Linked DNA regions of Mus musculus: regions 1, 2, 4, 5, 6 and 7 are each linked to region 3. A link is a loop called in an ENCODE intact Hi-C map of the cell type or tissue named here. Cell type or tissue: heart. All regions are shown on one strand. Links, peaks and the distances in the headings refer to the core of each region. The heading gives the core; the rest is flanking DNA. Region 1 holds the start of Gm39294 (a long non-coding RNA gene). Region 2 has its middle 3.0 kb from the start of Gm34973. Region 3 holds the start of Smco4 (single-pass membrane protein with coiled-coil domains 4). Region 4 overlaps Deup1 (deuterosome assembly protein 1). Region 5 overlaps Deup1 (deuterosome assembly protein 1). Region 6 has its middle 5.9 kb from the start of Mtnr1b. Region 7 has its middle 8.4 kb from the start of Gm35225.

The links. A loop is a pair of places that touch in the nucleus more often than their neighbours do. Peaks named below come from ENCODE experiments on the same cell type or tissue, not always from the same donor. Only the 100,000 strongest peaks of a DNase experiment are listed, where the experiment ranks them.
Region 1: a loop joins it to region 3, with 10 times the contacts of the local background. A loop is called at or near these places in 5 of 42 quality-filtered maps.
Region 2: a loop joins it to region 3, with 5 times the contacts of the local background. A loop is called at or near these places in 21 of 42 quality-filtered maps.
Region 4: a loop joins it to region 3, with 5 times the contacts of the local background. A loop is called at or near these places in 2 of 42 quality-filtered maps.
Region 5: it touches region 3 in a loop (2.1-fold over the local background); 9 of 42 quality-filtered maps call a loop at or near these places.
Region 6: it touches region 3 in a loop (2.4-fold over the local background); 11 of 42 quality-filtered maps call a loop at or near these places.
Region 7: it touches region 3 in a loop (3-fold over the local background); 3 of 42 quality-filtered maps call a loop at or near these places.

Annotation. Positions count from the first base shown.
Region 1 is chr9:15,432,062-15,436,439 of GRCm38, reverse strand. It overlaps Gm39294 (a long non-coding RNA gene), which reads right to left and starts at 4,252. Exons shown (of 4, transcript XR_870550.1): 1 at 4,096-4,252. In heart, for the core only: a CTCF peak has its summit at 2,069; no DNase peak of the experiment used is centred there.
Region 2 is chr9:15,364,218-15,368,595 of GRCm38, reverse strand. No RefSeq gene overlaps it. Among named protein-coding and RNA genes, the nearest start is that of Gm34973, 3.0 kb to the left of the region's middle. In heart, for the core only: a CTCF peak has its summit at 2,434 (motif pointing left); no DNase peak of the experiment used is centred there.
Region 3 is chr9:15,491,679-15,496,056 of GRCm38, reverse strand. It overlaps Smco4 (single-pass membrane protein with coiled-coil domains 4), which reads right to left and starts at 2,625. Exons shown (of 3, transcript NM_001359604.1): 1 at 2,428-2,625. In heart, for the core only: CTCF peaks have their summits at 577 (motif pointing left), 1,801 and 2,577; DNase peaks (open chromatin) are centred at 1,936 and 2,526; H3K4me3 peaks cover 1,810 bases; H3K27ac peaks cover 1,275 bases.
Region 4 is chr9:15,559,082-15,563,459 of GRCm38, reverse strand. Deup1 (deuterosome assembly protein 1) reads left to right here. Exons shown (of 14, transcript NM_001373917.1): 14 at 2,075-3,596. The coding sequence ends at 2,251. Among named protein-coding and RNA genes, the nearest start is that of Gm51703, 23 kb to the right of the region's middle. In heart, for the core only: no CTCF peak of the experiment used is centred there; no DNase peak of the experiment used is centred there.
Region 5 is chr9:15,607,725-15,612,102 of GRCm38, reverse strand. Deup1 (deuterosome assembly protein 1) reads left to right here. Exons shown (of 14, transcript NM_001373917.1): 3 at 1-118; 4 at 1,437-1,532; 5 at 4,192-4,323. Among named protein-coding and RNA genes, the nearest start is that of Gm39295, 4.6 kb to the left of the region's middle. In heart, for the core only: a CTCF peak has its summit at 2,356; no DNase peak of the experiment used is centred there.
Region 6 is chr9:15,878,316-15,882,693 of GRCm38, reverse strand. No RefSeq gene overlaps it. Among named protein-coding and RNA genes, the nearest start is that of Mtnr1b, 5.9 kb to the right of the region's middle. In heart, for the core only: CTCF peaks have their summits at 2,260 (motif pointing right) and 4,011; no DNase peak of the experiment used is centred there.
Region 7 is chr9:15,660,615-15,664,992 of GRCm38, reverse strand. No RefSeq gene overlaps it. Among named protein-coding and RNA genes, the nearest start is that of Gm35225, 8.4 kb to the left of the region's middle. In heart, for the core only: a CTCF peak has its summit at 1,788; no DNase peak of the experiment used is centred there.

The DNA of each region.
Region 1 (4,378 bases), core at 207-4,206, 60 kb after region 3:
GGGCGTGGTGGCGCACGCCTTTAATCCCAGCACTCAGGAGGCAGAGGCAGGCGGATTTCTGAGTTCAAGACCAGCCTGGTCTACAATGTGAGTTCCAGGACAGCCAGAGCTATACAGAGAAACCCTGTCTCGAAAAACCAAAAAAAAAAAAAAAAAAGAATGAGATTATATGGCCAATTGTTCTTGTGTAAAGCCTATAATCTGCCTGGGATACAAATTTGGGGTGGCATTGCCTTAAAGGGTCTTGTCCAGGCAGTCCAGGATGGGTTCTTAAATGTCCAAGGACAGTGCTTCAAAGGAACAGTATTTTCTCTTAACTTGAGTTATATATTCATAAACAATTGCAAAATTTGAGAATTAGCAATATCTAAAAAAGGAACAATTTCAAACAATTGTAAGCCGATATGTGTGTGTGTGTGTGTGTGTGTGTGTGTGTGTGTGTGTACATACATATATATTGGCTATCAGTATACAAATTAAAGCTTGATTTTTCAACATTTCAAAACACTGGCTATAGCATGCAATTCAGTTATCTGTGCTGAAGCAAGAGGGAGCTCAAAAGTACAAGCATGTGACCCAATCACATATACTTCTCTTCCATAGAAGGACTGTTTTTGAACACAGTAGATGTATTCTTTATGGGATGCATGCATTAATTTATAGGAAATGCAAAAGCATGCATAGAAGCATTTTTTAACAACTTGTCTTTTAGATAATGATTATCAATTTTGCCTAAAATATTTACTATGCAATAGACCAAATATCAATATTCTGGAATAACTGATTTAATTGCTGTTTGAAACAAGGAATAGACATCTCATCAGGTTTTTAAGACATTCTTTCCAAAAATACCTTCATGATTCTATCCTACAAATTTTTATTAACACCACAATAGCTTCATAATAGGATGTTAAGACTTTACTTGGAGATGAAGAAAGATGAATCCACATTAATGCTCTCTTTTGCCAAAGAATTGCTGTGGGCACATTGAGTAATAATAACTAACATTTGATTACAAGTGCTAACAATTGATTACAGAAGCTTCCTCTACTTTCTGCAAAGCTATTTGTCTCTCACCAGTTAATTTGCATCTCCCTTGCTAACATCCAACAAAGCCTTAAGTCATCCTGCGGTGAGCTTAAAGTGAGGTCTTAGCCAATGTACATCTCCTGGAAGCTTTTGAAAATAATTTGAAGTAAGCAAATCCTCATTTCTTTCTCAAATTTTCTGTGCCAAAATTTTTCTAGGATATAATTGAGGCCCTAAATATTGAAAAAGATATTACCTATGGGGCTGGAGAGATGGCTCAGAGGTTAAGAGTACTGACTGCTCTTCATGAGGTTCTGAGTTCAATTCCCAGCAACCACATGGTGGTTCACAACCATCTGTAACGGGGTCTGATGCCCTATTCTGGTGTGTCTGAAGGGAGCAATGGTGGTGTACTCATATGCCTAACATAAATAAATAAATCTTTAAAAAAAAAAAAAACGATATTACCTATGAATCTTTTCTGGAGCAACAACTATTCCCCAAAATTTTAAATCTTGTTGTGTAAGAGCAAAGGTTTGTAGTAAATTTCCCTTCATAGGCATTAGCTAATAAAATACTTTCCATATAAGAAACAATATACACTGAAAGACTCAAAGTTCTAGCTTCTTGTATTGAAGTTGAGACTAATTTTTTTTTTTTTTTACATAATGTAAGGCTATTAGCCATTCCTAGAGGCAAAACTTTCCAATGATCGCCCGCGAAAAACATGCACACGGGACACAAGATCCTTCCATAGCTAATCTTTTATTACATGTTGATGAGAAAAGACAAAGAGGGCTCAGAAACGTGTTGGCTTAAATACCCGCTGGTGTGACGTGTCTAAATACGACTGGTAGCTTCACCCACGATCTCATACACCCCAGGGATTGGCTAGTGCCCCAGGGGATGGGCTAGTGCCCAGGGAAATGGGCTAGTGACTTTGGCGGGCTTTTGCTCCTAGTACATGCGCACATAGCTTGCTCTTTGTTTAGGTGGCATAAGGCACTGCGGAGCCAGCGCCATCTTATGATGGTAAATGTTATTGCGGCTCTCCACAGATCACAAGCTCACTAGAAGCAAACCCTTTACAATGATCAGAATGCAAAGGAAAAAACAACCTTCCATATCCATAATAATTCTATATGGAGTGGGCAGGCCAGAATGCAATAAATACCCTTAGAAGTTCCACAGCCTCATTGACCTTTCATAAAACTTAAGTTTAAGCTTTATTTTGAACACCTGGATAGATATTTAATAATGTTATTTTGGCTTAAAAATAATTTCCTGGAAGCAAGGAGAGGCAAGGCTCCCCCAAAATTCCATAGGCAGGGTTTGCAAGACAAAAAAAAAAAAAAAGATTCTACTGTCTGTCTATGCCTCTAATTTTTGGACAGTCTTTCCTAAGATGATTTATACTTAAAACATTCCTTATCACCTCAGCGCTGTGAAAGCATTGCTTGTATGTACTGGAGTCCCCTGCAAGGCAGCAGCCATAGCTAGACTCTGATTGTATGAGGGTCCAATTTCTGCACAAAGATGAATATATCCAGATAAGCCTGTCTTTGCTTTGTATGGCCGGAAGGCTGCAGGGAGCTGCATTAGCACTCTCATAAGATGATTACTCTTGTAATCATCTTAATTACAATATATGGGTGAGTTTAAAATCCTAAGCTTGTGATCAAACTGCAAACTCCAGTCAATGGAACACTGGCAATTTTAACCATATTTTTTTAAGTTTCTTTTGCAATATTAGAGAATAACCATAACTTTTAGAAAGCAAAACCCAATTTTAAACAATCTATTCTCTTTAAAGGCAATACCAGAAGCATCACTTTCACATTACAAAGTTTGACTGCCAGTTCTTACATATGAATGCATGACACTGCAACTTTTAATGCTTCATTAAAGAGACACTGTTTTAAATCTTGTCCCTTATAAGTCTAGTTTCTAGGATAAGAACTACATAAAATATTATCCCAACATAGAAGTATCTTTAGAGGCCTGGTTTCCTGGGCTGGTTCATGCCACTTATTGTTGTTTAAAATGACTCTGACCCTGAATTACCAGTTTTAAGCTAACTTTCTGCTACCAAATCATACCTGATAACTTACAAACCAATACTCTATGACCAAGACATGCAGAGCATATTTATACCTTTAAGACCAGCCAGAAACCAAATGAAGCTGTTTCACAGATCTTATAAATTTAGACCAGACAAATAATTTTTATTTACTAGGTATAATTTCAAGCGAAAAAGTACTTTGTCATTTGCTGAAACCAGTAATCACAATTGCAGAGATTTTTCTAGAAAAAGACAAGGATCAACTAATTTGCCTTAGAACTAAGAAGCTGCTGACTCCTCTTAAAAGCAGCTTTTCAGCAGGGCCTCTCCTGCTGTGCTTGACTCCTGGCTAAGGGTGTGGGGCAACTGAGACTGAATCAAGAGATGGATAACCAGCAGATAAAGTTTTAACCAATTTTTCTTTTCAATATAAAACATAGAACAACAGCCATTCAGACAACAAAACAAAAACAGACATGAATTGACATGTAGACCAGTTGGTGCACAAAAGACAGATACTACAGAGAGGGTAGAGAACCTGATGTAACCGGAACTAAGGATGTCTCCTGTAGGGGCCAGAGAGGAAGCAGGACGTCTCCCGATTTCCTTCTGTCCCTGGGATAGCTCTGAAACCCATTTTCTTCTCTCTTGATCCCTCTCTCTCATGTCATTTGTATACCTAGCATATCCCACGGCCCTTTTTTTGTGTGTGTTTTTGCTTTGTTTGTTTGTTTTTTGTTTTCTATTCTTTTTATTTTATTTTATTATTTTATTTTAAGCCCTACTCCTCCAGCCTGATGCAGTTCTTGACTGTGGAAAAATGCCTGTTTAAAATTTTCCATTTTCCAGTCCCATTTTCCACTGTCAACCCCTAGCTCATAGCTCATACCAGCTCTGGGCCAACGCTGACTCAGTCTAGCCTGTATCCTCTTTGCACCCTTTCGATCAACAGCCTTCAAAAGATGAAATTTGTAGCGCTAACATTAATGTTGTATGTTGCTTACCGTGCAGGATACATCTTCTTCTGTTTTCTGTGAAGCCCAACCAAATCAGTGTCCCTCGGTCGTTCTTTCCTTTTTCGGGCCACTTGTTTTGTGCCACCTGTAGCTGCCAGCAGCTCTGGGTTACTTGGTTCCTGAAAGCAAAGTTGGGGTTGAATGGAAAGGCAGCAAGAGGAATAAGGAGCCAAGACAAAGTTCTCTGATAAAGGCCCAATGTTTACTTATGAGTCTGAGCTTGTAAGGGGCGAAGGCAATCCCCCACTATGCCAGGATGTGGTTGTTTTGT
Region 2 (4,378 bases), core at 256-4,255, 130 kb after region 3:
ACCAAGCCTGGACTCCCCCCAATGTGGAGAGCATTTTAGAGTAGAGCCTCCTTCATTGTGCTAATGTGTTAAAATCGTGTGTGTGTGTGCGTGTGTGTGTGCGTGTGTGTGTGTGTGTGTGTGTGTGTGTGTGTGTGTGTGTGTTTTCTCCCTCCCCTCCAACTGCACAGCTTCAGGAGACTGTGATACCTTGAGCTGGTAAACTCCTATTTGCCACTTAAGTGGTTACCAAATGGCCTGGAGCATGATTAATGTTCAATTCGAACTCTTGAACAAAATAATGAAGGAACAGGCTTGAGGTGGAGATTCTTAAACAATTCATCACTGCTTATTCTACTTCCTCTGTGCAGCTCACTTTCTGTTCTGTGTTCATCCTGGCTCAGCTGTGGGACCCATCAGATGATAGAGGAGTGTAAATGCTTGTGTATATATGCGCATGCGTGTGTATCATAACGGGGACACACACAGTACTGAACTATTCAGAAGACATGTCAAACAAAATATGCTCTCCAACACATTCTGCTGAGCTGTACATCAGCACCTGCATGGCTGTTAGTGTTCATCTTCTTTACTGGCCAATGCCCTAAGGGGTTCAGTAGTGCACAGACCTTTCTGCTGTGCTGGATGCTACAGATTATTTTTCAAAGGTACACAGTTAACTAGCAAAAGTTACAGCCATCCAGTGGTTTAAATTATATATGAAATCGTAATAAAAATTTTAAAAGGTAACCAATACTGCCATTTGTATTTAATTTTGTAACATGTGAAAGATAGTTTGGGGGTTGTTCTTGAATAATGTCAGATCTTTCCTTACCTGGACTCTGTATCTGTCTAGCATCCAATAAAACCCCTGCTTTGATATGTCTCTTATACTACAGTAGGACTTACATTTCTCCCAAAGCTTGGGATTGGATTCAGAGATTTCTAGGGGCATCTGGGTCAAGGACTTAATAGAAAAATCTTTATCAGCCAAGACTTCACTTTGAAGTTCTCCAGAAATACAGAGTAGTTCTTTCCCCACAACCATGTTCGGTGAGTATAATACAATTCAGGATTTTGCACAAATGTGTTCTGTGGCATCTTATTTCAGAGTCCCCAGATGAATGGGTAAAAAACGGTTGATTTGAAGCACTGCTGCAAAAGGGGGTCAGAATTTCAGAGAGAAGCTCAGGAGTCAGTGTTTTCCCTAAGCTCCCTAGGTAAATCCTCCATATGCTGAACTGTGAGACTCTCTTGTGTGTTGGTTACAAACACATGTTCTAGAGTTACCTGAAGTCCAAGTGTCTAACCTTCCCTGGGTCTTACCATCCCATCCACACTTTGAAAACCTACTTTATGTGTTGAAAGTGAAATGAAGTCAAGAAGGTGAAGTGTTGAGAGCATGCTTCTCTCTCAGGCACACTGCTCTCAGGGATCTTATTAAAATGCAAATTTGGAGTCAGTAGATATGAATCTGGGCCGTCAATGAACTTCTAGTAAGTCTGCTACATAGCCAATGCTACTGCCTTCTGTCTGCACTGTAAGTAATTACCAAGCACATTCTCAACGCTCGTTATCCCTCCCATGATTCAGCTAGGGAAAGATGGAGTGTGTGTACTGTTTTTGTTTTTGTTTTTTAATTTGTCTTTTAAAAAACATGCAGATACCTGGGTTCTTATCTTAGAAGATGCTGAAAGGTGTCCCCAGGATGGAAATCTAGAGGCTCGGCAGTAATCAGCATCCTGTGTGATATTGTTTTATAGCCAGTGGGGGATTGACCAGGCTCTCCCTACTAAAAATTCTTACTCACTATAGTGCCAGTTTACAGGGCTCCTGTCTGAGTCACCACATCAAAAAGGAAGAAGGAAAATTTTGTCTCCAGAACTCAGATTTCTCTGGACCCTCTAGCAATTGCATGGCCAGCTTCCACTGATCCCCACTTTCATTGCTTTGAAAATGATATTAATACATTTAACTTTTATAAGTCTGTTTCTTCATCTGTTAAATAATTTCTCTTTTGTTAATTTACATGAAATTATTAATTTAAAACTCTGCACCAGACAGGTATTGTAAGGATCAAAGAAGACAGAGTGGATGAAATGCACAGTGCGGTGCTTGCCACACAGCAGGCACTCAATGCTAGGCTATATCATGTACACATGTGCCTGTGTGCCCCCCTGGGGCAGAATGGGCGTTTAGACACATTTAGATAATGTGGCAGCTAGACAATGATGGCAATGCCATAGTAGACTTGATACCATTGACATTAAGTTGTTCTTTGTAAGCAGGGGAGTTTTGGGAAATGTGGGGGAAATTCTGGGGCTAGGATGTAGCTCAGGGGCAAAGCAAATGCCTCCTGTGTGAAGCCCTGGGTTGAATTCCCTAGAACCACAAGTCAGTTGAAATAAAAATTAGTGAGCAAACATTCCAAAGTTTGTCTAGTCTACCCTCTAGTGGTGAATATTTTAATCCTCAGGGCTAATGTGTGTTAAGCTCTGATGCCACTTCCTACAGTTTATCTTCTCTGCCACACAGGCAAGACAGTGAGGCTAGAGCCTCTCATTTTCCAGTCATAAAGCTTCATGATCCCTTTTCAGGGTCATGGTGGTTTGAATAGAAATGGCCCCCCTAAGCCCATACTGAGTGATACTATTAGGAGGTGTGACCTTGTCGAGTGGGTGTGGCCTTGTTGGAGGAAGTGTGTCACTGGGGGCAGACTTTGAGGTCTCAAGTGGTCAAGCTATGCCCAGTGTGGCATTCCCTTCCTGCTGCCTGGAGATCCAGATGTAGAACTCTTAGCTCCTTCTTCAACATCATGTCTGCCTGCATGCCACCATGCTTCCCACCAAGGTGATAGTGGACTAAACCTTCAAAACTCTAAGCCAGCCTCAGCTAAATATTTTCCTTTATAAGAATTGCCATGATCACAGCAGTAGAAATCCTCAGACAAGGACCTAGGCCTGTGAATCCTTGAAGTTGAACTTCACCAACCTCACTAAGACTGTTTACATTACTTCCCTATGGGAATGTCAGAAATGTCCATGGCAAGTCAGACGTCCAAGAGCCCCGGGCTCTTCATAGGCTTAAGAGCAGAAGATGCCAAATGCCAACAGTGTCTCTTCTCCCTCAAAAGTCACAATGCCTGTCTAGGATCAATACCTCAAACCAGGTAGGCACAACCAAACTGGAATACAGGTCTCAAAGGAAATCTGTTCTTTTTGACAACACGTCCCAGGTTCCCCATTCATGCTCCCTTGCCTCTCCCATTTTCTCCTAGGTTCTACTTTGGAAATGTTCCCATGTCCTGCGATGGGGATCTACTCAGTCTTCATACATCTCCTTGCCTTCACTAAAGAGCTAAAGACATCATAACACACCATAGTGTCACTGAACCACTAGGCCCAGATAAGAAGACAAGTGTTTCTTTTCAGCACATTACCCCTTTAAACCACCACCAGCAGACACTATGCATGATTCCAGTGTCTGCATAAAATAAACAAAGTCATCACATTGTGCTACTGTTTCTCCAGTGATTGGCCTGAGAGCTGAATTATCACCATCAAGCTCATTCTAGAGATGAGAAAAATGAGGAAGTCCAGAAGGTTTTCTGGGTATAAGTCTTGTTGGTAGCAACAGTGGCATTCAATCTTTATCTTCTAGGCTTCAAAACCTAAGGTTCACGGTGCCAGCAAGCATTCAGGTTCAAGATTCACCTTCTGAGCTAGAAGGAAAGGTAGTTCTATGATGGCAGCACAGGACAATAATGCTGGTCAGATCATTCCTAAGATGCAAATATCATCAAGTGTCCTTCGTTTAGGAATATGTCAAGTCAAAGATGATTCTCCAGTGATGCTCTTGTCTTAAGGAGGGTTTCCATTGCTGTGAAGAGACACCATCACCAAGGCACCTCTTTTTTCGTTTGTTCGTTTTGTTTTTTCGAGACAGGGTTTCTCTGTGTAGCCCTGGCTGTCCTGGAACTCACTTTGTAGACCAGGCTGGCCTTGAACTCAGAAATTCGCCTGCCTCTGCCTCCTAAATGCTGGGATTAAAGGTGTGCACCACCACGCCCAGCTCACCAAAGCACCTCTTAAAAAGGACAACATTTAATTGGGGCTGGCTTACAGGTTCTGAGGTTCAGTCTAGTATCATCATGCAGGAAGCACAGCAGCGTCCAGGCAGGCATAGCACTGGAGGAACTGAGAGTTCTACATCTTCATCCAGAGGAAACCAGGAGCAGACTGTTTCCAGGCAGCTAGGAGAAGGGTCTCAAAGCCCACCCCCATAGTGACACACTTCCTCCAACAAGGCCACGCCTACTCTACAAGGCCACACCTCCTAATAGTGCCACTCCCTGGGCCAAGCATGTTCAAACCACCACACTCTTAGAACCAAAGCTTTA
Region 3 (4,378 bases), core at 274-4,273:
ATAACCTTGTACACTAACAGGAATTCCTTTCCCATCACTGCGATCGGCTCTCTGAGTGCAGAGATACTGCTGTGACACAGAACTGTGCCTCTTGGCTTTGCTTCCTCGGAAGCCAGCAAACTGAAGCCCACTCTTCTTCACACAGCCTAAAGAGCATCAGAGGCTCAAGTGGAAACTGTCCTGAAAACATGGTTCTTGCTAATCTAGCCGTCTCTGTATAGTCACATTCATGCATATACACATCACGGATATTTTAAGGACTGAACGGAATTAGTGAAGCCCTGTGTTTTTAAGGTATCATTTCACCACCATCTTAAACTGAAGAGATAGTCATCTACTGCCACTTCCAAGGAACTAACAAAATTGTTTCAAGGATTACTGAGAATGACATGGTCAAATCAAAGCTGATGTAGGTTCTGAAAGCTGAAAATGGAAATGGGCAGGGGAAAAACATTCAGTTATGATAAAGCAAGAAAATCACCCCTCGGGTTGGAGAGAGAGCTCAATGGTTAAGAGCACTGACTGCTCTTCCAGAGGTCCTGAGTTCAAATCCCAGCAACCACATGGTGGCTCACAACCATCTGTGATGTGATCTGATGCCCTCTTCTGGTGTGTCTGAAGATAGCAACAGTGTACTTACATATAATAAATAAATAAATAAATCTAAGAAAGAGAGAGAGAGAGAGAGAGAGAGAGAGAAAATCCCCCCTCACCTTACAAACTAAAGCTTGATCATTAATGAGCTGCTTAGCCCAATTACTGCGATTGCCCTCAGGACCAAAAAACTTTCCCCAGTCCGGGTGAGAGGCTGCCCCAGAAGAAACGGAGGAATAAGATAGAGTACTACATCTTACTGGAATAAGCATACACTATTATGTAAACTATTTGTAGTGGGCTGCACCCAAGCGTACCTCATGCATACATATTTACTATTTGAATGTGGAAGAAATCAGCTTGAAACATCACATGCAATTGGGAAGCCAGCCCACTACATATAGCTGGACCAGAAGAGGTAGCAAGGATGCCGTTACACAGGATACTGAGATGTGGACATGCCCCTCAGGAAGGGCCCCATCAAGCCAGCTGAGCGACCACCCCAGGCTTGAACGCTACAATAAGAAGCAATTCATGCCCATGGATGGCATGTTCAGTATGGTCTCAGCTCTAGAAGCGACTTTATAGCAAAGACCAGTAGCCCATAATACCCACTACCTTCGTGAGTACAGCACTCCAACGTACACCTAGTACCAGTTACGACTTTCTTGCTTTGTGTGTTCAATCTTTTTAGCTCCTGTTTTCTTCAAAGCTATCCTAATTTCTTTCTGGGGGCAAGTAGAAACATTTGTACACATGAGAGACTGCACGTCAGACAAGGCTACACTTCAGGCTATCCTCGGAAACCTCCTCCTGCCTTCTGTAAATTATCTGGCTTTTTTCTCCTATTGCACAGATTAGAACACTGAGGTCCATAGGGCTCACCCAAGGTCATGTCCTGCTGACACATCTAGACTCTCGCAACGACTCAAGAGGCCCATGGCCTGGGCCCACAGCTATGCTCCACTGCACTCAAGGAGGCATGGAGGTGATTTGAATACTAAGCGTATTGGGGACGGGCCATCAAGTTCATCAAGGGGCACCACATAGGTTGTTCTAATAACGCACGGGCATCTGTTGAAACCTTGTTTGGGAAGTGGCCAGCGACAGACAGAAAATCAGAGGCCATGTCTCCTAGCCACACACTATGCCTAGATGTGCTGTGCAGCTTTGAGAAGCTGCTGGCCCAGCCCGGAGAATCTCTTAAACGCTAGGGGGCCGGGAGTTTCGCACTGAGCCGGGAATGAGAGGTTGGGTGGGTGTGCGTGCTTCATGCGGTCCCATCCCACTCTCTTCAAACACCCTGCACATACCGTCCACTCCGCGGCCCGCTCAACTTCCCCAGGACAAACGCACCGCAGTGTGAGGTGGAGGAGGCACCGGGAGGGGTGGTCCTGGAGCCCGCGACGCAGCAAACCACGCTCAGCTCCTTCCCCACGGGGACCCCGAACGCCACGAGGGGCCCCCAACTCTCGGCCGGGCCCCTGGGCCGCAGCGGGGAAGAGGCCAGCCCGTCCCCGCCGCCCCGCTGGGTTCTCCGCCACCCGCCGCCACCTGCAAACGCGCGCCCCTCTGCGGGCCGCGCGTGTCCCCGCGTGTCCGCGCGGGGCCGCCTTCCCACGCGGGGCCTCGGCCGCCCGCGCCGCACTTCCCGCCCGGCCCCCGAGGCCAGCGCGCCGCCCCAACTTTTCCCGGCCCGGCCCGGAAGGCGCAGCGGTGAGCGCAGAGCCGTCCCGCCCGCCAGCGCGCTCCACCCGCGGCGCCCCTGCCCCCAGCACCAGCACGCGGAGGCCCCGCTCGGAGCCGCGCGGTCCCCGCAGCCCCCGCGCCCACCTGCCGCCGCCGCGCACGGCCGGGTACGTGGCAGGGGCCGCCGCTCGCCCGCCTCGCCTCTGCTCGCGCCTCGCGGGCGGCTCCGGGGCGCGGGACCGCGGCTCCAGGCGCCCTCTGCCGCCGGGAAGCCGAATCCTGCTCCCTAACCCTAACGCGGGGCCGGGCCACGCGGCACCCTGCACCCTGCGGACGCCCGGCAGGCCAGGCCGCCTAGCCCGCCGGAGGAGGAGACGCACGCGTGCGGTCACGCCCAGAAGGCAGCCAGGCCTGAAGCACCCTGTGTCAGGGAACCCGTAAATGGCAGGTGGCGGTCTGGGTTGCAAAAGCGAAGTGCTTTCTTGCGTGCTCCACTGCTAACAGGCCAGGTGCACTCAGATGCGCCTCCGCCATTGTTGAGGGGAGAAGGGGAGGTTTAGGGTCCCTGTTCTTGAAAATGGGTATCAGGTTCTACATGGCGGTCCCGCCCTGTCAAGCGGACTGTGACCAGAAGCACTGGCTTCCCCACGAGGTCACCCTTGAAGAACTGTGTTCAGGTAGCCCTTAAGTACATCCATACCTGGCGCAGGTTAGAGAACAGGTTAGTGTCCAATGGCGGTAGTTTGTTCTGTGACCTGTGCCTGGGGTTTATGAGGAAACAAAATACAATCACAGATCTCCTCCCCTAAGGGAATGTTCTGACCTGGGTTTGTTTATTTATAATGTTCAGCTTGTTATAAATAAAATGGGACTCCTTGTCCCTTATCAGTATTAAAGCCCCATAAGGCCCTAAGCTAAATGTTATTAAGGACTTTTAGCCAAACACATTTGGGTTTTAAATCAACCTCTTAAAAGTTGAGACGTCTTAGGAAAGCTAATCTCCTTTTGCCAAAAATGAACTCATCCGTAAGAGTCATAAAACCTTCTTCCTGGTATAGTCATAAAAACCTACTTGCCGGTGTTATATTTGAAGATATACAGAGATCATATACAGCGCTTAGCATAGCCCTGCCTGGTACTCATTCGTATTGTTACTCTTCCAGTGCAGGGCGAAAATACACATGTAAGAAGACTACTGGGGATCTAACGAGATGACTCAGTAAAGTACCTACCACCCAAGCGTTAGCACCTAAGTTCAGATCCCTGCACCCCCATAAAACCTAGGTATAACATCGAGAGAGAGAGAGAGAGAGAGGGAGAGAGAGAGAGAGAGAGAGAGTGTGTGTGTGTGTGTGTGTGTGTGTGTGTGTGTGTGTGTGTGTGTGTGTGTAATCCTAGGGGAGACATTCAGATCCCTGGCCAGCCAGCCTAGCCAAAGGCTGAGGTCTAGGTTCCGTGGGAAACCCTGTCTCAAGAAAACAAGACAGCAAACCATGGAGGAGAGACAGTTGATTTCCACATCTTCAGGCACTTGAGGATACGCACAGAAAGAAATAAAGGCTATTTTTTAAGGTTAATTTTGTTTGAGGCATTGGATCCCCTGGAATTGCAGTTATAGGAGGTTGTGAGCCACTTGTGGGTGCTGGGAGTGAAACTCAAGCCCCCTGGGGGAGTAGCAAGTGTTCTTCTGTGCTCTCTCCAGCTCCTAGGAAGGCTATTTTCCCCCCACTGGGGACAACCTTAACACCACAGGTGGTGGCTCAGTCACTGACCAGCAAGGTCAACCTTGGAAACAGCTGTCTCAGTCCCTCCTCCCCTGAGTCCTGGTAACACACTGATTTGTTAAGAGCTGAGACTGTTGACCTGGTTGTCTCCAGAGCTTCTGTGACCGGTCATGTAAGAAGGAATGGCCCAGTCTATGCGGCAATCTCTAGAGCACCAGACCGTTTCATAAAGGCACAGTGTAGATAGCAAGCACACAGGGATCATCTCTTTAGTATTGTGAGCCCTAGAGTTAGAGAAACAATTGTGTGAGCAAAGTTCTTGTCCTCACGTGTGAGCTCTGGTGAGTGAGACACACACAGATGTCCTCCAT
Region 4 (4,378 bases), core at 171-4,170, 68 kb before region 3:
CAAACCCAGATACATTTTATACATGACCACATACCTGGTCATCCCACAGAGCATCAAGATGAGTCCTAAGTCCCTGAGCTGAAAGAGTTTAGCCAGGAATGCAGACCACTTCCAGTGCAGAGAAAACCCTCCCCTCTCCACAGTGCGTGGGACCCTGTGAAGTCTAGAAGCCACAGTGTTCTTGAGGGGTGGCACATCTCCTGGGCTCAGGTGGCCTGAGAGTCAACAGAAGGTACCTACGTAGCTCTCAGTGAGAGACCCACTCTGCTATTAGACCCATTTGTAATATCCTCTGGGGTTGCCAAGGACATAAGATGGGGCAGGTAACATTGTGTGCCTGCTAGATGCTCTGTGTCATCCTCAGTCAGCAGCAGGAGCGAGAGTGCACAGCCTCACTCTGGGCTTAAACTTCTGCAGCACCACCTCCCCCCGAGGCTTAGGAAATGGACACGGTATTCTCTCCACAGGATTTACCACTCGCCTCACCTCGGTGGCAGGATTTCTGACCTATCCTGAACCCACTATGGAACCCCACGCCCCTTTGTTCTAGGCCTGCCAGCCTTCTGTGCTGCCCAGTGATAGCATCAGGTCATTCTATCCAAGAACACAGAACTTTTGTGCATGTTAACTTGTACTCTACATGGACACCACACAACCTGATAACATGTCAAGGCCCTGGGTCTTGTGTGGGGCTTTGTTTTACCCTCTAAAGTAGATGCATATTTTCAAGCCTTGAGTTCATGGGCTTTACTAACCTGATGTTAGTCCACGGGAATGATCTTTTGAGTGTCCGTATGGACAACGGCCTATGGAATTCACTGTGACACACAATCAGCCCAGGATGGGAATGTGGTGTCAACAGTGTCTAACCCACACGTGGGCGGCTGCTTCTGATCCTCTTTGCCCTATGTTTGCAGGGCAAACACACTGGGCTCAGGGTGTTTGCAGACACTGCATGTTCCAGGCTGTTTCCTCAGGTTTGGGAGGAGAGGCTGCAGCCAGTGCAGAAGTACAGTTGGGATTTAACACTTGGATAAGGCTGCTCTGCCGACACCTGCTATGATCACGAGTTTTTATGTATTGATGAACTAAAGTTCTAACCAAGTTCACTTCCATAGGGCTTCATTCTTCCTAACAAACAAAAGTAAACGACAACAAAGGCAGCCTAGTGCATTGGTGCATACCTGGAAACCAGCTAGCACTACTGTGGTTAAAATAGGATGATCAGGAACTCAAAGTCATCCTCACCTACCTGTCAGCCTGGGCCACATGAAACACTGTCTCAGAGACTAGTGAGGAGGAAAAACAACAGAAAAAAGAACTGGAAAATTAAAAGATAATTTAAAAATAATTCTCTATTTTAAAAATAAAACTAATATTGTCCTTTGTTCCATAACATTTTCCTTCTTGCTTAAATATACACTAAACATGTCACAAGCTGTGACATTCCCCCACAGCTCTCAGCCAGGCACACTGGACATCACTCAGATTTCTTCCTCTAAGCCTGACTCGTGAGGAAGAACTGAAGTCACACACACACACACACACACACACACACAGAGAGACACACACACACATGCACACACACATGCACACACGCACAGGCACACAGGCAAGCAGCTACCTCCACCAGGATTTCCTCAGCCAGCCTCCTCCCTGACAACTCTCCTAAGCGTTCAGGCCCCTCATCAAACCTATCCTGATTTCTGTTTCCTCATGAGCCATCTTTATGCAATCTGCTGCATCTTCACTTCAGATTTGGGACCTGCCGTGTTCTGGAATGCTGGCTTGTAAGTCAACAAAGTGTGTTCTGCTGGGATCTCTGGTCCTTACATCCACCTGCATTTGTAGCTGGTCACTGCAGTTTTCTTTTCTAGAGATCTTTAACGGGTTGGTGCTGAGATGTCTTAAATCCTTGAGAGTTTCAGTAACATGGACTATGTTACAAGAGGAAGAGGGCTCTGTCCAAAACTCAGTATTTCATTAAGCTGCAGAGTTGACTGTCAGAGAAATGCATGCGTCCAGCTGTAGTGCTCTGCACTGGTCTAGCCTCACTTACCTCTCCTCTCTCCAGTCTCCACCAGATATATCCTTCCGGGCTTCCCTAGCTGCACAGCACTTCCTGATGGAGGAAGAGAGGCGGGCCAAGGAGCTTGAGAAGCTGCTCAACACACACATCGATGAGCTGCAGAGACACACCGAGTTCACGCTTAACAAATACACCAAACTCAAGCAGAGTAGACACATATGAGCTTTGCACCTTTTCTGTTTGCTTCCTCTCCAGGAGAAAAAGAAAAGCTTCCGAGAAACACTTGCAAAGCGGACTCATAAAACCGAGAAATCTGGCTTAGTTTCCACAAGTAAATCACTTCTGTAAGGCAGCTAGAAAACTAGGATTTTGTTCTATAAAGCTGATTCTGTTTCTGCAGTCCACATACTAATTGTTCTGTTAGGATAGCATAAACATGCATAGCCCCAAAGGGCTTCTTTCCTGTCTAAGGAATGGCTTGGGATTATAACAGAATTATTTCTGACTTTAATCATGTATGCTAAGGTCCCATTGCCTGCGTATCAGGCAGCAAGAGAGGGAAGTGCTCACCTCCCAATGTGAGGAAGCTGAGTGCAGCCAGTCTGTGCTGGGCACAAAACCCAAGGACTTCTAAAGTGGGAGGACTATGCAGACACCTAAGATTTGTTTCAGAAGCAAACGGAATGTCTTTGCTGCTTTTACATTCTCTTTTGTAATATTCTTCCTTAACACCAAGGACTTTGTGCAGTGTGCACAGTAACCGTCACTGTGCCAGAGTCATGCTGCCACTGAGACACAGCAGATGCACAGCTTCATGCTGCCTCCGTCTGTTTCACCACTGTTTGTGATACAATAAAGGAATGCAAAACTCAATTGCTTTGCAAGAGTGTCCAGTTTCTACAGAAGTAATAGCAAGATGATGAACAATGAAATTCACATAACAAATACACAAGGATGATAAGCCAATACCCTGAATACACACAGAGACAAGAGACACTTGCTATATAGTATGCATGTATGCCCAACACACACACACACACACACACACACACACACACACACACACACACACACCACATATCAGCACCATTTAAAGTTAGGCATTTGATATCAGCAAAGCTAGTGTGTTAGGGGTCAGCATGGTGCCTCACTGAGAAAGAGGGCTTGCTGCTCAATCACGAAGACCTGAGTTCAGGTCCAGGCAACCATGTGAAGAGACAGAACATGGCGATACATACCTGTAAGCCTCATGCTATGTGTGCAGAGACAGGAAAATCACTGGGGCTTGCTGGCTGCCAACCTAGCTCCAGGTTCAATGAGAGACCCTTTCTCAGGAAAGGAATGTGAAGAATGGCAGAGCAGAACACCTGAAATCACCCTCTGGCCTCTGCTTGCACCCACAGGTAAACACGTCTTCATATGCATACACTTGAAAACCAGTAAAAAAATAAAAGTACCCTGTAGTAAGCAGGATAGAAGCAAACATGTGGATTTCTGACTCTTGGCTCTCACTATAATGGCATTTCCTGTAAGCAGGCAGATGGGAAATAAAGATACATTCAAAACATCAGAGGAGTTCCATGCCTTTAATGTGCCCACAAAAGCCCCTTGTGAGGAAAACCATAGTATGTGTGGTACCTTTACATTATGGACTAGGTTCTAGCCTGGGCACAATAAAAATAAAACACTGCTTTAAGCCTTGAGGTTGATCCTGCACTGTTGTGGATTTGGCTTATTGCTTGTATTATGTTAATTGGGTTCCTGAAATTACCGGAATTTCCATGTCTGCATGTAGGATGCTGAGGGTCCTGCCTCCAGCTGGGCTTTGATTGGTAAATAAAGTTGCCAGCGGTTAATGGCGGGGCAGGGAGAAAGAGGTGAGACTTTTAGGATTCCCAGGCAAGAAATACAGGAGGAGGAGGAGGGCACCATATGGGGATGGGGGTGGGGTGGGGAGGGTAAGGTCCAGGCCTGAGAAGTGCAGGACAGAGAGACAAAGAGACTGCCAATGTGTAAGAGTCAGGGATCAGGGCCCAGGAAGGCTGTAGGCCTGTGTCCAAGGTAGCAAAGATGGAATATAGATTTTAATAAGTAATAATTCAAGAGTATTGTAGGGGAGGTGTTAGCAATGTAAGTTTGGGAGTGGCTCAACCATTGAGTTGTCTAAGGCATATTAAAATAGAAGACTGTGAGTGTGTGTGTGTCTTGCATTTGAGAATCCAGAGCATTGGGGTGGGTAGCAAGGAATGTGTTGGCTGCCAAGGGAATTAGAGTGGATTAATGGATTAAGCAACTACAACAGTATTGCACTGCACCACAAAAATAAAAAGGACCAAAACTCCAGGGCTG
Region 5 (4,378 bases), core at 144-4,143, 120 kb before region 3:
GGTAAGCAACAAGAAGCTAGACTGGGAAAGGAAGATGCGGGCTTTAGAGACACGGTTAGACCTTCGGGATCAAGAGTTGGCCAACGCACAGACTTGCTTGGACCAGAAAGGCCAGGAGGTACTGAGCACACATGTCAGAAGAGTGACCATGCACCAAACTCATTTGTCACAGTTCTGTCAGCAAATATGGTGTTAAGTGTACGCTATCAAATAGGTGCAGAGACTGAACTAAACCAAGTATCTCCTGATGGAGACAAACGTAACCACATCAGTGCTGCCAATAATGTGAACAGATGGTTAAGATACGTGTGAAATAACATTGTTTGCAAACAAAGGTTAAAATGCTTTTGGCTTTTGGTGGCCAAAGCTGTTTTCACTCAGCATTCAGGAGCATTCGCTGCTTCTGGTTGGCTAGGAAATATTTTGTAAACAACAAAAAAAGGCACATCAAGGATAAATTGCCAAAGGAGAGTATATGGGGGAAATTGTGCATGTGTATAGGCACATCCATGGATGCATGGGTTCACGTGCCTGCAGTGCCCACTTAGGAAGTTTTCCTCCTCTCATGGCTGCTCAGTGCTGAGCCAGTGCTCACAGGAGAATGTGGGGGTGCACAGGCATTGGGCTTAAGGAAGAGCACACACAGACGTACATGCCCGAGCCCGACTCTTCTAGGGGAGGCATGCAAGGAGAGAGCTCTCCAGTCAGGTCCACAGCATGGCAGGAGGCATGCAAGGAGAAAGCTCTCCAGTCAGGTCCACAGCATGGCAGATGCTTTCAGCAGCCACCTTCCGGCTCTGTTGACTTCTGGGTGGAACCTGATTTTGGCAAAGCTGAGGGATCAGGGTTTTGCAGGTGGATGTGGCTCTTGGTTCCTGCTTCCCTATGCAGGAAAGGCAGGTCCACTGGCCCTGGCATATGCAAGGACCTACAATGACACAGTTTTGTAAGTAGGCATCTTGTGGGCATTTAAAGAAAATAATCCAAAGTCTTAACAAATACTCTTAAACATTTTATGTTCTCTTTAATGTTAGTTCTTATAAATTATGGCAATTATCCATAGAGCCACTGAAGTGGTAAGGAATGAGAATCTTTGAGTTACATTAGCAGACGTTTTATGTAAGTAACAGTGGCACAGCCTCCCAAACAGATGATATGAAGTAACTTCTAAATCTTAATTTAAAATGCAACAGTGCCAAGGATCTTCTGTTAAACACACTTCCGCACTGTCCTAAAGCACAGCCCGGGGAAGGGCTGGTGCTGCCTGCTTTCTGTGAACTCAGGTATTAGTGCTGTCTTAAGAACTGCACGACAAACATTTGCCCTTGGCTCTGTGCAGCGCCTTTCCGAGGACGGCGCTTCTCCTTTGCACATTTTCTGATTTTCTTTAAGGTCAAATTCATAAAGAGCTAATGTAAAGTTTGTTTCTAATGTAGGTGGGGTTGCTTCGGCAGAAGCTGGACAGCCTAGAGAAATGTAATCTAGTAATGACTCAGAACTATGAGGGGCAGCTACAGACCCTAAAAGCTCAAGTAAGAGAATCTGTTCACGGAACTTTATATGTTTTGATACATATTTTAACCTATAAGATTGTGTTAGTTTTTAAAATTGTTTTACATACAAGCGAATGTTCTTGAGTCTTACTTGCATGTTTATCTCAGACTTTCACTATCTCATGGGTCCTGGTTTGTCTCTCTTAATAGACTGTCAGCTTAGATAGCATCTGCACTGCCTTCACTAGTGGCAGAGTACTAGACCAATAACTTTCTGTTTCTCTCGAGGCAATTTCTTGTGATTATTAGTTATGAGAACAACAGAAACTGAAATTCTCTTCTGTGGCCGTTTCCTGACCGGGATAGGCTGGCTTCCACAGTGACCTCAAACGCAGGTGCTTGCTACTACGAACTAAGCAGCTGAAAGCAGCAAATGCTCCTGCTATGATAGGTTGTTTATCAATGGCAACACATGCCGCGAAAGGGGTGCTGATTTCCTGGTCACTCATCTCTGCAGCCCCTACTAGGCTCTCCTCAAAGTCTTGTCGCCTACCACAGATATCCCATAGAGCAGGAATCGCCTCAGCACTGCAGGCCCAGAAGTTGCTGGGGTTTAACCTAGAGTATAAGTCAGCAGGGGAGGTGGCTTCATTCTTGAACTCTTACCACTATCTTTTCTTAGAAAGCAAAGATTTCATATGACGTAAGCTAGTCAAAGGGCCTGACGCATTCAATGCTCCTCCATAAGCACCTTTGTGAAAAGGGGAGTCACCCACTGAGAATGGAATAGGAAACATAAAGCCACTGACTTAACTGATAGGATCTTACAAAACTAATGGTTTCCATTTTGCCTGCAATTCAGGCATGTTCCACTAGAAGGCAGCTTGTATTACAAAATTTCTGATCTTAGACCAGAGCATCTAAGACCTATGGCAACCAAGCTTGGCTTTCCAGACCCCTGCTTCCCCCTACAAAGATGGCAACCTAAATCTGAAGTGATTATGCAGAGAAGCTGGAAGTTAAAGGAAAGACAAGACCAGTGTGTTACTATGTTTAAAAACTTAAGGCAAATGTGTTGCCAAGATGATTCAGCAGAAGAGATTAGCTCTTCAACAAACTCCCTGCTAAAGAACGCACTAGGAGAAGCAGATGAGATGAACTCAGAGTCTGGCAGCAGCAGCTCAGCAGCCAGCTTACTTACTTCATTCAGCACAGAAAGAATGAATAAAACCATAAACAGATACTCAGAAATCTCCTCAGATGCTACGACATGATGCTACAGGCATCCATGGAAGTCTGACACACCAATTGCGTTAGTGAGATTGTTGGCACAAGATGGCATTAAGTAAAAGTAAGGATATTTCGTGTGTGTGTGTGTGTGTGTGTGTGTGTGTTAAACTGTTAGCTTTGCTGCCTACACAGTTAAAACAAACATCAAGTGAATCAGCTCACTGAAGTTAATGAAGGCCCCGATTTACAGACACAGAAGAATCATGTTCAGCCTCGGTAACAGTTTAAATATCAGGTCCCATCCCCAGCAATTAGGACTTAAAAGTCTTACTGCACTTTCTCATCATGACTTAAGTTTTGAAGAGCTATGTGACAAAAAAACTAAATAAATAAAAATACTGTGGGAGCCAGCTGTGCTTAACTGTGACTGTCTCCTGGCCTCTGCATATCCATAACTGTTACTGTCTCCTGGCCTCTGCATATCCATGGCTGTTACTGTCTCCTGGCCTCTGCATATCCGTAACTGTTACTGTCTCCTGGCCTCTGCATATCCATGACTGTTACTGTCTCCTGGCCTCTGCATATCCATGACTGTTACTGTCTCCTGGCCTCTGCATATCCATAACTGTTACTGTCTCCTGGCCTCTGCATATCCATGACTGTTATTGTCTCCTGGTCTCTGCATATCCATAACTGTTACTGTCTCCTGGCCTCTGCATATCCATGACTGTTACTGTCTCCTGGCCTCTGCATATCCATGACTGTTACTGTCTCCTGGCCTCTGCATATCCGTAACTGTTACTGTCTCCTGGCCTCTGCATATCCATGACTGTTACTGTCTCCTGGCCTCTGCATATCCATAACTGTTACTGTCTCCTGGCCTCTGCATATCCATGACTGTTACTGTCTCCTGGCCTCTGCATATCCATAACTGTTACTGTCTCCTGGCCTCTGCATATCCATAACTGTTACTGTCTCCTGGCCTCTGCATATCCATGACTGTTATTGTCTCCTGGTCTCTGCATATCCGTAACTGTTACTGTCTCCTGGCCTCTGCATATCCATGACTGTTACTGTCTCCTGGCCTCTGCATATCCATAACTGTTACTGTCTCCTGGCCTCTGCATATCCATGACTGTTATTGTCTCCTGGTCTCTGCATATCCATGGCTGTTACTGTCTCCTGGCCTCTGCATATCCATGACTGTTACTGTCTCCTGGCCTCTGCATATCCATGACTGTTACTGTCTCCTGGCCTCTGCATATCCATGACTGTTACTGTCTCCTGGCCTCTGCATATCCATAACTGTTACTGTCTCCTGGCCTCTGCATATCCATAACTGTTACTGTCTCCTGGCCTCTGCATATCCATAACTGTTACTGTCTCCTGGCCTCTGCATATCCATTACTGTTACTGGTCTCCTGGCCTCTGCATATCCATAACTGTTACTGTCTCCTGGCCTCTGCAGTTTTCTAAGCTAACCAGTAACTTCGAAAAGCTGAGATTACACCAAATGAAGCAAAACCAAATTCACCGAAAGGAGTCCTCCAGCAAAGAAGAACTGCCCTTTGAGCTGAGCAGTCTGAACCAGAAACTAGAGGTGAGTGCACAGGCCCAGTGGCTTGTGTTCCTAAGGTGGTTTGCTGCAGATGTGC
Region 6 (4,378 bases), core at 301-4,300, 390 kb before region 3:
GATGATGACCAGAGTCTCAATATTATGCAAGTGGATCATCATTTTGTCTTATATCTACCTGTTTTATCTTCATTACTTTCTAAGACATTTAGTATTTTCATCTTTATTTAAAATATAAACTAGGAGCCAAAGATGTGAAGTGTCTTGCCCAAGGTCTCTTAGCTGGTGATCATCAAGCTGGCCTGCTTGCAAAGTTGGGGTTTTTTTCCATTTCTTTTCTTTTGAGTTGTTTGTTTGTTTGTTTAAGTGCATTTATTAAAGCTGTCACCAAGAGTTCATGAGGCTTGCCACTTTCTGACACTGGTCTGTGCATTAAGCATCCATTGTACGCTTGGTCACTACAGTTGGCCACCACAGTGAACTGTAATGTCACTGTAATGCTCTTCCACAGAAGATATGCCATTCTTTTGAGACTGGAGAGCCACTGTGTGGTAGATATGGGCATAATCCAGATGCCTGGATTTCAACATCTGCTTTCTCCCTGCCACACAAAGGTGCCCCATCAAACCAAAGGAATGTTTAGAGCCCCTCGGTAGATCGTAACACACTAGCGTTATGCTTCCCAGTGCTTCTGACTCAGTTTCATGCTGCTCTTACAGATACCAATAGAAAGGATGGGTGACTGGTAGGGAAAATAACTTCTAATAATATGGTAATATGATACTGAGGTTGACACAATCAGTTGTTTCAAAATAGCTAATGTATCCTAAATATTTCCAACTTAGGCAAATAATAAATGTGTTACTCAGCTTCTTGTTAGCGTGAGAAATATTTGACAGGATTAGGATTAAAGGTTTCTTTGAGGTTCTAGTTTTTGATTGCACAGATTTCGTTGCTCTTTTAGGTCTCAGATAAGGATGCTGAATGTCAGGGAACATCGTCAAGGAGTAAAAGAAAGATGGGAATAGAGCTTTAACTCAGTAGGAGAATCCTTGTCTAGCTTGAATGATGTCCTGAGAGGGGAGAGAGAAAGGGAAGGAGGGAGGAGAAGAGAGGGGGAGAGAGTGAGAAAGAAGAGGGAGGGGAAAGAGATGGACACACACACACACACACACACACACACACACACAGAGAGAGAGAGAGAGAGAGAGAGAGAGAGAGAGAGAGAGAGAGAGATCAATTTGGTATAGTCTCATATGACCTGAGACTTCCCAGTTGGCTCTACACTTGTAAGTGTCACCATCTCCAACCAGTGCCACCATAAAGACCACCAACATTCCAGATCCAAAGTCTCTTTGGCTGGTGGCTTAGACTCTGAGAGCTACCAGGGGTCCAGGTTAGCTGACATGGTTGGTCTTCCTGTGGCGTTGCCATCCCCTTCCGTTCCTCCAGTCCTTCCCCTAATTCTTCCATAGGGGTCTTCAACCTCAGCCCAATGCTTGACTGTGAGCATCTGTCTCAGTCAGCTGCTGGTAGAGCCTTTCAGGTGACTGCCATGCAAGGCTCCTGTCTGCAAGCACAACATAGCATCAGTTACAGTGTCAGGGATTGGTGCCTGCTCATGGGATGGATTCCAAGTTGGATGGACCTGTCACTCACTGGTCCACCATTCCTTCAGTCTCTGCTCCATTTTTGTCCCTGCATGTCTTTTAGACAGGAACAATTCTAGGTCAGAAATTATGACTGTGGGTTGGTATCCCCATCCCTCCCCTGGGGGCCATATCTATCTACTGCAGGTAGTCTCTGAGGGTTTCATCTCCCCACTGTTGGGCATTTCAGCTAAGGTCACCCTTATTGAGTCCTGGGATCCTCCCTCATCCCAGGTCTTAGACTTTCCAGAGGTCCCCCTGTTCCCTCACACCTACTAGCTGCATGCTTTTATTCATTCTCCTGGTCTTTGGCATTCCCTCCTGCCCCCCCCCCCCATAACTGATCCTGCCCTCTTTTCCTTCCCCCTCCCCTCTTCCACCTAGGTCCCTCCCTCCATCTGCCTCTCATGATTTTGTTCCTTTTCTAAGTGGGATTGAAGCATCCTCACTTGGGCTTTCTTCTTGTTTAACTTTTTAGGGTCTGTGGGATGCATCATGGGTATTCTGTACTTTTTAGCTAATATCCACTTATCAGTGAGTACATACCATATTTTTAAAACACAGTGCTGGATCAGACAAAGGGCATGGTTGAAAGGGAAGAAAACTGTTGCCTTAGACTACCGAGTCCCTATTCCCTCATTTATCACACACACACACACACACACACACACACACACCTGAATTTCCAAGTTCAGTTGTATTTTTTCATTGCTACCACTAGGGGGCACAGGTGCCCACAGTAATGTGCAAGTCTTTTTTTTTTTTTTAAAGCAAGCTCGTTCTTGAAAAATGGGAAATGCTTAGCTGAATTAAATAAGGCCTTTGGGCCATTGGGTGGTGCAGCAGAAGGGTGGAACAGTGTGGACAGGAGAATATGGGAATCACAGAGGAGGCGGATTGAAGGGTGGAGAGAGGTTTTACTGTTACAGCAGATGTGAGATTAGCACAGCATGTGTAGGTCACATGACCTCCCTAGGGGATGCCAGTGGGCAGGCTGGGTCAAGATGCACTGGGCTCAGGTTGAAGCCATATATTTTTTAGATTTATCTCATGTTTCTACATTTATTGCTTCATGATTTACTTCATTGGATGGAAGGACTTTATTTAAAAGATGGGGGTTTTCATCTATTTGATAATTCTTCCATTTAATCAGAATACAACATTTGTATACAATTGGATGAAGTTACCACATCTATGTAAATATCATCTACCATTCAAATTTTGGACAGCCCTGCCCCTAGTCAAAGAACTGTAGACAACAAATGACTGCTGGGAGTAGAGTTGACCTCTCAAAGATAAGCTACCTTATCATTGTCCACTGCAAAGTGGTCATCCCTGAAAGGATATACATACAAACAAGAAAATGAGCTCACTCATCACACTGTATTTATATATCTTTGTATACATGAAGATACATAGATAATAGATTAGATAGATAGATAGATAGATAGATAGATAGATAGATAGATAGGTAGGTAGATAGATAGATAGATAGATAGATAGATAGATAGATAGATAGATAGATAGATAGATAGATAATAGATTAGATAGATGGATGGATAGATACATACATACATAGATAAATGATTGATAGACAGATAGAAACAAAGATAAATGATAGATAGAAACAAAGATAAATGATAGATAGATTAGATAGCTAGATGATAATTAGAATGATAGATGATAGATTATAGATTAAATAGATAGATATATTAGATAGATAATAGATAGATGATATGTAGATTAGATAGATAGATAGATAGATAGATAGATAGATAGATAGATAGATAGAAAATAATAGTAATGAAAAGAGGCTACCAACTGGCTGGAGAATGGGGTTGCATAGAAGGGGTTGGAAGAAGGAAGTTAGGAGAGTGGTGTCTATTTTCAATTACAAATGTACTGAAAGAAAAAAGAGAGTCTCTCTTCAGAGAGAGACAAAGCTTATTTGCCAGAGTGCTTGCCTAGCATGCACAGAGCCCTGGATTTGATTTCCAGAACTTCAGAAGCCAGACGTTGTGGTGTGTACCTATAATCCTGGAAGTTGAAGGCAGGAGGGTCAGGACTTCATGGTCATTCTTGGCTCTATAGCAAGCACAGGGCTCCATGCGCCCTGTGAACTTGGGCTGCCATCTTCAGGAAGAGAGTGTGTGACAGGAGACAAGAGTGAGCCACAGAGAGAGGCACAGGACAAAGTGCTGAGCCATCTCTATTGGTGTTTCTTACCCCACACTTTGTTGAGGCTTGGATACCTCAACAAATAAGCTTAAATGCTTACCCTATATTATTTATATAAATGTATGTGCTATAATGTTATAAAATGTATATGTAAATTATTTTATACAATTAATTTACAAATTCTATATACATATTAAATTGCCTGATCTTTGACTTATTAAAATTAAAAGTAGTTTAGCGTTTGCTAGAGGAACATTACTTACAGTAAACACTAACCCAACATAACAAGAACAGTGCCTCCTATCAGTTAGTGAGAGAGTTGCATCTGACCATTGGAACACAGTCTGTCCCTCTAGTTTCTTTGGATCACATTTCTAGATGTTCAAAAGCATGGTTTCATCATCAGTTTAGCTCTAGTGCATGGAATTACAGTGGAAAGCACATACATAAAAGAGGTAGATCACATCAAAACTAGGACTTTAGTCTCATGAGACCAACCTTTGTCCCTTCTAGCCATCACCTCTTTGGAGTTCGCCACCTATGACCATCTCTGCTCTAGGAACCGAGCTTCTAGAAGCAGAGCTTCTAACAGCAAACACCTCAGAGAAGAAGTTGACAAGAATCTTGACCTTAGAACAGGCTGCAGATATCTAGTGACTCTCTCAGCAGAT
Region 7 (4,378 bases), core at 97-4,096, 170 kb before region 3:
GCAAGCCAGGCGTGGTGGCACTCACAGTCACGAAGCCTTTGTAACTGGCTCAATGTCACAGACAGGTCTGTGAGTGTGGGAGTTGGAAGCTGAATGTCTTCATCTATGCAACCAGAGGCCATATTCCCTTCACCTATAACCTGCGCCACGGCTTCATTCTGTTCCTGCTCTCCCTTTGCTCCATGTGCACGACTGAACTGTGAACTCTTTGCCTCTGCCAAGTGTCCTCATTGTGACCTGCTACCTCAAGAAGCCAGGAGAGCCAGAAATACAAAAGTCAATCTAGAAAAGGCTTAGTTTAGAAATTAGGAAGGAAGGCTACGACAAGGTCACAGATATGCTGGTTCCCACTACATGTCCCTGAAAAATAATTAACTTGCAGCTTCAAATAGGTAATATGGTATGGCATAGAATCAAAAATATCACATGAGCAAGTTTTTGGTCCTTGCTCACTAAGAAGACCAAGCACAACAATGTTTATTTGAAGGCAATGTGTTAGTTCACTTTCTTTACTGTCATGACCAAATCCCTCACCAGAAGCAGCCTAAAGGAGGAAGGAATTACTACAGCTTACAATTGGAGCTTACATCCCATGAGAGAAGGCAGACATGGAAGATAGAGCAGGAGGCTGCTGGTCACTGTCATGCTGTCAGAAGCAGAGAACAGACGACTGAGCTCAAAGCGCCTCTTAAGTGACCAACTTCCTCTATCTACACTTCACCTCCTAAAGCTTCGACAACATTCCAAAGCCACATCTGAAGCTGGAGCCCATGAGCCTAGGGGAACCATTTACACTCAAACAGCAACTGCTAACAACAAACTACCAAGTGAACTGCGGTGACACAAAGCCAACCCTGACAGTACCCAATGCACCAGCCACATACTGTGCTCTTTCAATAATGAAGCACTCCATGAGAAGATGGAAGATAATTCAACTGTGAGCAGATGCCCACTAAAAGCTTACTTGAAACAGTATCTGAGAATGAGTCTGAGAGACTTGCTAGTTTTTCAGACCTTTAGCATCTTGGAACCCTCTCCCAGAACCAAATTGGGTCACTTCTGAGGGAAGACTTCAGGCCACGGTTGGACCTAATGGGGAGCATTTGAGAAGCATCACTTAACATGACAAATGCCTTTCATTCCACTGAGAGGAAAAGTTCATCACTCCATGTAAACAGTATCTGTTTCCTTTAATCATTTTGATGCCCAAAGAGCTTTTTTGCTTCATCTCAGCCGCCAGGAGACTCACAGCTACAGTATACTATAGGAAGCCTGTGACTAGTGGACTTCAAGTGCCAGAGCCAATTGTGTATCTACTGTTTTTAAATAGTTTTATTATCTTTTAAAAATATAAACATTTTAATATATTTCTAGTATTCTATGTTTTTCTAGGATGTTTGAGGAATATTAGGTTAAATCATTTGAAATTGTTAATTTCCTGAGACAGGATCTCACTACATAATGCTGGCAGGCCTGAAGCTCACTCTGTAGACCAGGCTGGCCTGAAGCTAAGACTCTCCAACTTCTGCCTCCTGAGTACTAAGATTAAAGGTGTGTACCACCACAGCTGGCTGTTAAAATAATTTTCCAAGTCTGGCTTCACTGAATTGGAGCCATTAATTCATGTACAACTTTTTCTACCTTGGCTCTGGTCACTGATTTTTCTAAAAATAATTGAATAGAGTTTCCTAACGACTTCTAATACTTTACATCTTCCCCTCTATTAATACTATGACCTTTGAATGACACACACTCTCCTTATGTTCTGTTCAGGTGGTATTTACATTTCATCTTGCTTTATGCTGACCTGGTGGTGGCTTTTTAGCATTGCATGACGACAGTCCTAAGGTCATTCTTGGATGCTTTCCAGATTTCTTAAATTAAGTGAAAGATATGTTCAAAGGACGTCCTTGACTCCTGTCCTCTCTGGCTTGGAATTGCTTCTCTTAATGAAGCGACTATCTACCCTGACTTTGAGGCAGATAACCTTGAGGTCATTTTTTCCCAGACTCTTCCTTTCTTTGTTCCTTACAGTCAATAACATTTACACTGCTTTAAGAATGGTCCATTTCGGGTCTAAGTAACAATGTGACTTGTCAGTGTAGACAGCCCCTCTCCTACATGGAAGCAGTAGATAGGGTTCAGGTAAAATCGGTCCAAATGGAAGTCATGGTTAAGGTGGTCTGGAGTGACACCTGATGTTCTATATCAATATGTATCTGGTGCTGTTGGTCCTGGATGGCAGTTGTAGTAGCAAGAATGTAAACTCTCTGTAGACCTCTGGTGACCTTTAAGTGAGCCAAGGTTCATCACCAGCAAAGGCAAACATGCCAGTCTGATGCCATTGCCCAGTTCCCAGCCCTTGATTGGTGGAGTTTTCAGTGGTTCTCTACTCCCCTTCATCATTTCAGAGGTCTTATCAGAGGTCCTCATCCCAGGGGTCTCAATGTGGCTTCCTCACTGTGGCAATACCATGAATTCAGTATGTTGAAATTCTCAACTTAAATTGTCTATAAGATAATCTGAACAGCCAATTTACATCAATAATGTGTCAGTGTCCATTTGGATTAGGGTGTTAATTTCTGTTTAAAAGCAAAAGTCCTTAGTTTGCATTCTTTTTCTACCATTCAACAGCTATTGATCGCATTAAATCCATTAGTGCCAATAGACACTGAATAAAGCCCCCCTCCAATGATGACCCTTATGTCTAGACCTGGAAATGTTACCTTTTATGGAGAAAGAGGCATGAAAACACCAGGATCCTGACATGAGATCAACTTGAGTTTTATATGAGATTACAATGGCTACATTGTAATCATGGGGGTCATCTCAAGTGGCAACTCTGGTGAAGAGAGAAACAGATTGGAATAATACAAGCCAGGTCAATCTCTAGAAGCTAGAAGAACTAAGAAATGGGTTCCCACCTTCAGGATTAAAGAAGGTAGAAGAATAGGATAGAAGAATCGGCCACACCAATTCCTCCATGAAGATATATGGGAGGAATTTGAAGGAATAAAAGAGAAAGGAGGGATATTATATGTATTAGGGTTGTCTAAAGGAACAGAACGAGGGGCCTGAGGTTGCACAACAATGGCTGTCCAATGGAAAGTCCAAGAATCCAGGAGTTGTTAGTAGATGTTCAGTCCACAAAACTGATGTCTCAACTGGTCTTCAGTGGACACTAGAATCCAGGAGAAGTATGCTTTAATGCCAGTAAAGAAATGAACTTGCCAATAAGAGCAATAGCAACCAAGCAAAAAGCAATTGTTTCTTTCTTCCGTGTCCTTTATACAGGCTGATAGCTGATGGCGAGGCCTAGATTAAAGGTGGACCTTCCCACTCCAAATGATTTAATTATGAAAAATCCCTCACAGGTGAGACTTACCCACTTGGATTTTAGTTAATTCTAGATGTACTCAAGGTGACAACCAAGAACAGCCATCACTTTATGTAATTATTTTTTATTTAAAACTAAAAATAGACTTGCAAAACAAGATATGTGGTATTGCTTCTCTGATATAAACCCTACAAATAGTTCCCAATATCCTTAGCTCTAGATTTTTTTTTCGAGACAGGGTTTCTCTGTGTAGCCCTGGCTGTCCTTCTTAGCTCTAGATTTTAAGTTGTTACCCCACCCTAGACAGTCCCATCAACTCTACCTCTATTTCTAAGCTTATCTGAATCTTGCTACCAGCCCTTGGCCACTGTGCCCCAAACACAAGGGTTTTGTTTGTTTGTTTGTTTGTTGTTTTGTTTTTGTTTTTTGTTTTGTTTTATTCTTTTTTATTAGATATTTTCTTTATATACATTTCAAATGCTATCCTGAAAGTTCCCTATACCCTCCCCACCCCCACCCCCGCCCTGCTCCCCTACCCACCCACTCCCACTTCTTGGCCCTGGCATTCCCCTGTACTGGGGCATATAAAGTTTGCAATACCAAGGGGCCTCTCTTCCCAGTGATGGCCGACTAGGCCATCTTCTGCTACATAAGCAGCTAGAGACACAAGCTCTGGGGGTACTAGTTAGCTCATATTGTTGTTCCACCTATAGGGTTTCAGACCCTTTCAGCTCCTTGAGTGCTTTCTCTAGCTTCTCCATTGGGGGCCCTGTGTTCCATCTTATAGATAACTGTGAGCATCCATTTCTGTATTTGCCAGGCACTAGCATAGCCTCACACAATTTTTTATCTTTTCTGTTTTTTGCATGCATTGATCTTTTTCTGAGCTCAAGGTCTTTAAGCTTAGGGTTCCTCTGTCTGTGTTGTGTTTTCTCCCTGTTGCTCACTTGTCTAAGCAACAATCTTATTTCCTGTTGTGTTGCCATCACAAGGCATCTCTGCTGAGCACACAGCCTAGGACAGACCCCTGGTGCTCTCTTA